2 separate regions of the Mus musculus genome follow, and region 1 is linked to region 2. Evidence: chromatin loops called from intact Hi-C (ENCODE). Cell type or tissue: heart. All regions are shown on one strand. Links, peaks and the distances in the headings refer to the core of each region. The heading gives the core; the rest is flanking DNA.

Region 1 (2,908 bases), core at 231-2,730, 160 kb before region 2:
GGAAACACTTGGCTCCCCTACACTCATCTAGCCTCATAAAGGTTGGTCCTAAACATAGGGTTTGCAGACCCTGCTCTGGAGGTGAGCCCTACTCCCTTGAAGCCTGGCAGCCTTCACAGAGCGCTGAGCTCATTGGGGGGGCGGGGGGCGCGGCGTCGCTAGCACTTGAGCGGGGCACTTGAGCTCGTGGCGAGCCCCGCACCCACTCCCTGCCCCCAGCTCCCGGGCGATTTTTACCAATTAAGGCTTTCTTGCCGGGCCGGGCGCGGGGCGGGCGTGGGGCGGGGATGCAGCTAACAAGAAGGCGGGAGGCAGCGGCTCATTCGCGTGGAGGCGCGCAGCGCGCAGCGGACGCCAGTGGAGCTCTGAGGCTTCCGGCGCGGGCGCGAAGAGCTGGGCGCCACCCGGCGGTTAGAGGGACAGCAGGTGAGGGCTCTGTGGTCAGCTCCACGCCAGATAGTCTCCAGATAGTGGATGCAAGGCTCCTGAGCTGGGAAGAGGTCTGGAAAGCGAGAGGCCAAGACCAGGAGCAGGTTGGGTGTGGACTCAGGTCCCAGGCATTGCGTTGGTGTCCAGAGATAGCCTTGCATAGTTTACCACAAACTTATTGTGTCTATGTCCAGGAATCCAGGAACTCGAGCCTATGGGGGGAGTCCTTGAAAAGGGGGCTAGTATCTGAGCGTTTGGCAAGAGATGGGTACAGGCATGGGTGCCCATAAACTGGTCATTGTGTACCTATCCCGGAAAGGTCTTTTAAGACTAGTACCCTGATTAGGATAAGGGTGAGTGACAACTTGGAAGGACACTTTTTAGTCAGTGTCAAACGTGGACACAAGAGAGATGAAACAAGGGTGGATACAAGAGTCCTCTGCTGGTTTGGCTATGGGGAGCTGATTCCAGGGCTGTGGCAGGGGCATGGCCAACTAGATTTTTCAGTCTGGGTTTTGGGTCCTGTCTCAGGTTGGTTATGCTTATGTCATTGACGGCCAGGACATAAGCATCAGCATTCCTAGATACCAAAGTCAGACTGGGGCCAGAAAAAGTGGGTGGAATCCACCCGCAGTCAATTGCAGCTCCAGTTTGGCCAAGGTGTGAGCTCAGGAAATCACTGTTCTCTTCTGCCACACCTGGATTTGCTTTAAGGGAACTGGTCTCACTTTGGGGATTTTCTGTTTCCTTCCCTCCTGGCGCCCCCTGGCTACACAGGTCTAGAAATAGCTCTTCAGGATCCCAGTATAGCTGGTGGGCTTGGGCCTATAGTTCCCTGTGGGAGGGCCTGGTCTGGGGTCTGAGAGGAGTGGGGTGGGGAGGTGGGCGGGGTGTGTCTACCATCCAAGAATCTACTCCAAATAAGGGAAAATATGAAAGAGCTGGATTTTGGCTTCCTGGGGCTGCCTCATCTGGATCTTTGGGATGGAGCGACATCTGGTGGTGGCACTTGTGCACTCTAAGGCTAGGACACCCCCCCCCATTTCCTCTTTTCCCCCTAAATAGCCAAATCATAGGGCTGGAAGCTAGGAAACTCAAGTTCTTTGTGCTCTATTACTATGATTCAGTTTTCCTTGTTCTCTGTACATTAATGAACTCATGTGATCCAGCCAAATGGCATTGAATGAAAAATCATGTATTAATGCAATTCCGTACATGGGGCTTTGCTCTCCAGTAGATCAGGGGGACCAAAAATATTACCCTAATTGTGTCTTGAATAACATGGCTGGAAGTTTCCATTTGGGTTATCCCTGCACAGTTCTGCCATCATGTCCCCCAACTCAACCTTTGGCTCACTTGGTGCAGATATTTATGCAGGTGACTGGAGGTAGAATGGGGGGGAGGGATTCTGTACTGAAAATGTTATTTGACTGGCGATATCATAGACAATCTCAAGATGACTATGCTGAAAGGTTCTGCCCATTGTGATCAAAGCCCTATCATAGCCCTACCACAGGCAATGAAGACACTCCAGGCTGTGGGAGAGTCAACCATATTTGGGCATGACATGTTGGTCAACCCAAGGCCTCTTTCAGCCACTGGTCTTTATCTATCTATCTATCTATCTATCTATCTATCTATCTAATTAATTTTATGTGCATAATTTTGCCTGCATTCATGTCTGTGTGAAGGTGTCATATTCCCTGGAGCTAGAGTTACAGACAGTTGTAAGCTTTCATATGGGTGCTGGGAATTGAATCTGGGTCCTCTGAAAGAGCAGCCACTGCTCTTAACCACAGAGCCATCTCTCCAGCCCCGGCGGCCACTGGTCTTAGAATTGAGAAGTAGGGACAGAAGCCTGTCTTTCTGGAAAAACAATTTAACATTCTGGAGAGGCTTGAAGTACAGAGTAAGTAGATGGAAAAGTCTACCACGGGAAAGACATAGGTAAGATGAATCCCCTTAACTAAAGAGGATGGTTGGGAGTATCCCCTACAGTTTTCTTTTTCTGTATCTTCGCTCCTTTCTGTCCCAGCACAGCATCCTCATCACTATCTCCAGAGAATATCTATCATTAAATTAACTTTTAGTGAGTAGCTTCACACTACTTAGGGAACACACTCAGGCTCCTTAGCAAGCCTTGATGTCTGGTGACTCTCCTTTCTTCAGTAATCTGGGACCCTCTCCCTGAGCCCCTCCACATCTCTAGGGTCACAGCAAGGCTTGGGACTGTTCAGCCAGAGAAGACCTCTCCCCCCAGAATTCCTCAGGGCCCAAGGTAGAACAGTGAGTATGGCAGGTACAAGGTGTACAGATCTACATGCATCACAGGGCAGGCAGGCAGGCAGGCAGGCAGGCGCCCTCTGATTGTGTGCATTGGCATACCCTGGACCTTTGGAAAGCTGCTTGATCCTGTAGTGCTGGTGGCCACTTGGCCCAGTGCTGGCCCCATTTCCTCGCGGATGGAACTAGGCAGTAG
Region 2 (2,908 bases), core at 118-2,617:
CAGCCTGAAGGTGTGGCTGGAGAGATGGCTTGTTGCTCTTGCAGAGGACCCAAGTTCAGATCCTATTCTCTGTATATGCAAATACCTGTATTCTCACACCCCAACATACACACACACACACACACACACACACACACACACTACCACTCTTACCCACTTGTTTTTTACATTTCTATCTTAGTATTTTATGTGTATAAGTGTTTTGCCTGGTGCTCACTGTGGTCAGAAGAGGGCACAGGATTCCCTGAGACTAGAATTACAAATGGTTTAGAATGGCCATATGGGAAATCCTCTAGATTTCCCCCACTGTAGTAAGATATTCACTTAGGTGATCCTGTCCCAAAGTCAGCCATCATCCTTATTTTTTTTCTTTCTTTCCATCTGATATCCAATACTTTTGGCTCAATTTTTAACATAAATCTTAACTATCACAACTTATCAGATTTCAACTGCTACTGTCCTGGTTAAAGCCTTCATCATCTATCTTTCTTCAACTGCTGCCAGGACCTCTGGACCAGCCAGTTCTTCATTCTTCACTGGCAACATAGGTTTTATGGTGACAGCTAGTGACTCAAATATTTATCAAGGGCTTCTCATCTCAAAATAATCTCCTAGTTCTTTTGGTGGCCTAGGTCTCTCTCCAGTCACACTGGCCTCCTTAGTAAGGCAGGCATAGTCCTTCCTTAGAGTGTTTAAACTTGCCTAGAATGTTTTCCCCAATTACCCATATTGGGAGACGACATGAGGGCAAAAGCTAGAGGGTATCATAATAGCACTTCTTTTGTCCTTGCCCTATCTATTTCAAAGTCTTTATCTCTGTGCAAAATTTTAAGTTCTACTTTCTTGTATGTTTAGTATGACTCTTCCTTACCAGGAGTCTAGTTTGTCTCCTTGTTCAGTACTAAAACAGTGCCTAGCAAATAAATGAATAGAGAGGGGAGCCAAATTTGAATCAGAAAGTCTCTTGTTGCATAGTGTTTAAAAAACAAACAAAGAAAGAAAGTCTCTTGTTGAGCATTTGTTTAGCACAAAGAGCATTGGATGCTGACTGGTATCAGGGTAAGGCTGCTTTGACAATGCTCCCTCTGGCCTCACTCCCTTTTATACGTACTTCCATCAAACCATCTGATTCAACAATGACAGACCGATCTCTTATGGGCTTGGCACACACCATCTGCCCATTATAAACGTCTGCAAAGACCAAGGTTTGATATGTTGATTTTACTGTCAGCCTTAAGAGTGCGACATCTGCTAATTTAGTGTAATAATACAATCAGTAGACCCTTTAAAACAAGTCCCTTGGCTTGGAACAACGCCAGGCTCCTCAACAGGCAACTTTGCTACTTCTACAGAAAATGATAATAAAGAAATGCTGGTGAAGTCAAATGCTTATCACAATGGTGAACTACTCAGCAGGGAGGCTCTAATAGGCGCCAAGAGCCTAGACTTCCTTAAGCGCCAGAGTCCACAAGGGCCCAGTTAATCCTCAACATTCAAATGCTGCCCACAAAACCAGCCCCTCTGTGCCCTAGCCGCCTCTTTTTTCCAAGTGACAGTAGAACTCCACCAATCCGCAGCTGAATGGGGTCCGCCTCTTTTCCCTGCCTAAACAGACAGGAACTCCTGCCAATTGAGGGCGTCACCGCTAAGGCTCCGCCCCAGCCTGGGCTCCACAACCAATGAAGGGTAATCTCGACAAAGAGCAAGGGGTGGGGCGCGGGCGCGCAGGTGCAGCAGCACACAGGCTGGTCGGGAGGGCGGGGCGCGACGTCTGCCGTGCGGGGTCCCGGCATCGGTTGCGCGCGCGCTCCCTCCTCTCGGAGAGAGGGCTGTGGTAAAACCCGTCCGGAAAATGGCCGCCGCTGCCGCCACCGCCGCCGCCGCCGCCGCGCCGAGCGGAGGAGGAGGAGGAGGCGAGGAGGAGAGACTGTGAGTGGGACCGCCAAGGCCGCGGGCGGGGACCCTTGCTGGGGGGCGGGTAGGGGCGGGACGTGGCGCGGGAGGGGCCCGCGGGGTCGGGCGACACGGCTGGCGGATGGCGTCCCTCCTCTCTACCCTCCCCCTCCCTCTGCCGCCGGTGGTGGCTTTCTCCACTCGTCTCCCGCAATCGCGAGCGACGGTTCTCAGCGCGATCTCCCTGGAGCCACCTTCGAATGACGCCCTCCCGCTGCCCGCCCCATCTGTGCGCATCCTAGGCCCCAGCTGTGCAAGCGCCCTTGTCGTCTGGGCTTCGCCAGTTGGGGCTGCGCGCGCTCCTGCCCTTCTTGGGGCTTTGGGCCTCGGCACTGTCGCGCGCCCGCGGTCCCGGCCTCTCCCTGGATCGCGCTGTCCCCTTCTCCCTCGCGCGCCCCCACTCCCGTTACTTGCTCCCCCCTCACACACACAGACTGGCGCGCGTGCGCAGTCCATCTCCCGTTGGGAGAGTGCGCCACAAGGGCTCCTGAGCTCTTACCCCCATCTCTGGGTTTTGCTCCCTCCTCCTCCTCTCCCATTCCGTGACTTTTTGCCCCCACTGCAAGCGAGTCGGTCCATCAGCTCCATTCCCCACTTGGCAGGAACAAGTTGAGGGTTATTGTCCACCCACAAAAAGGACTAGACATTATGTTCCTAGGTCCCACAACTCATCATAAAGAGATGGTTGTAGTTCTCATCAGGAACCGTGGGCAAGGGACTGTGCGTTCCTCAGCACTCGAAGCTCTTCCGTGAGACCATGCCCGCAGGGTGCTCTGGTTCTTTGGGGATGCTGTGCTGTGGCTTCGGAATATGAGCGTCTTCCCACCCTCCCTCCCCTCCCTTCGCCAGCGATCATCCAGTTACATAAGTGGAATGGGACGTTGTATGTAACGGGCTCTCTTCGTCCTGGAGCGCTCAGGATCGCCAGTACCAAATGGGGCGAGATCATCGCATC

What was found. Peaks named below come from ENCODE experiments on the same cell type or tissue, not always from the same donor. Only the 100,000 strongest peaks of a DNase experiment are listed, where the experiment ranks them.
Region 1: a loop joins it to region 2, with 2.5 times the contacts of the local background. A loop is called at or near these places in 4 of 42 quality-filtered maps.

Annotation. Positions count from the first base shown.
Region 1 is chrX:74,247,247-74,250,154 of GRCm38, reverse strand. It overlaps a transcript of Flna not described here. Among named protein-coding and RNA genes, the nearest start is that of Flna, 2.2 kb to the right of the region's middle. In heart, for the core only: CTCF peaks have their summits at 406 (motif pointing left), 1,172 and 1,374; DNase peaks (open chromatin) are centred at 334 and 1,324; H3K4me3 peaks cover 2,123 bases; H3K27ac peaks cover 1,794 bases.
Region 2 is chrX:74,084,531-74,087,438 of GRCm38, reverse strand. Mecp2 (methyl CpG binding protein 2) reads left to right here and starts at 1,749. Exons shown (of 4, transcript NM_010788.4): 1 at 1,749-1,929. In heart, for the core only: no CTCF peak of the experiment used is centred there; DNase peaks (open chromatin) are centred at 1,668 and 2,368; H3K4me3 peaks cover 1,428 bases; H3K27ac peaks cover 1,609 bases; H3K27me3 peaks cover 845 bases.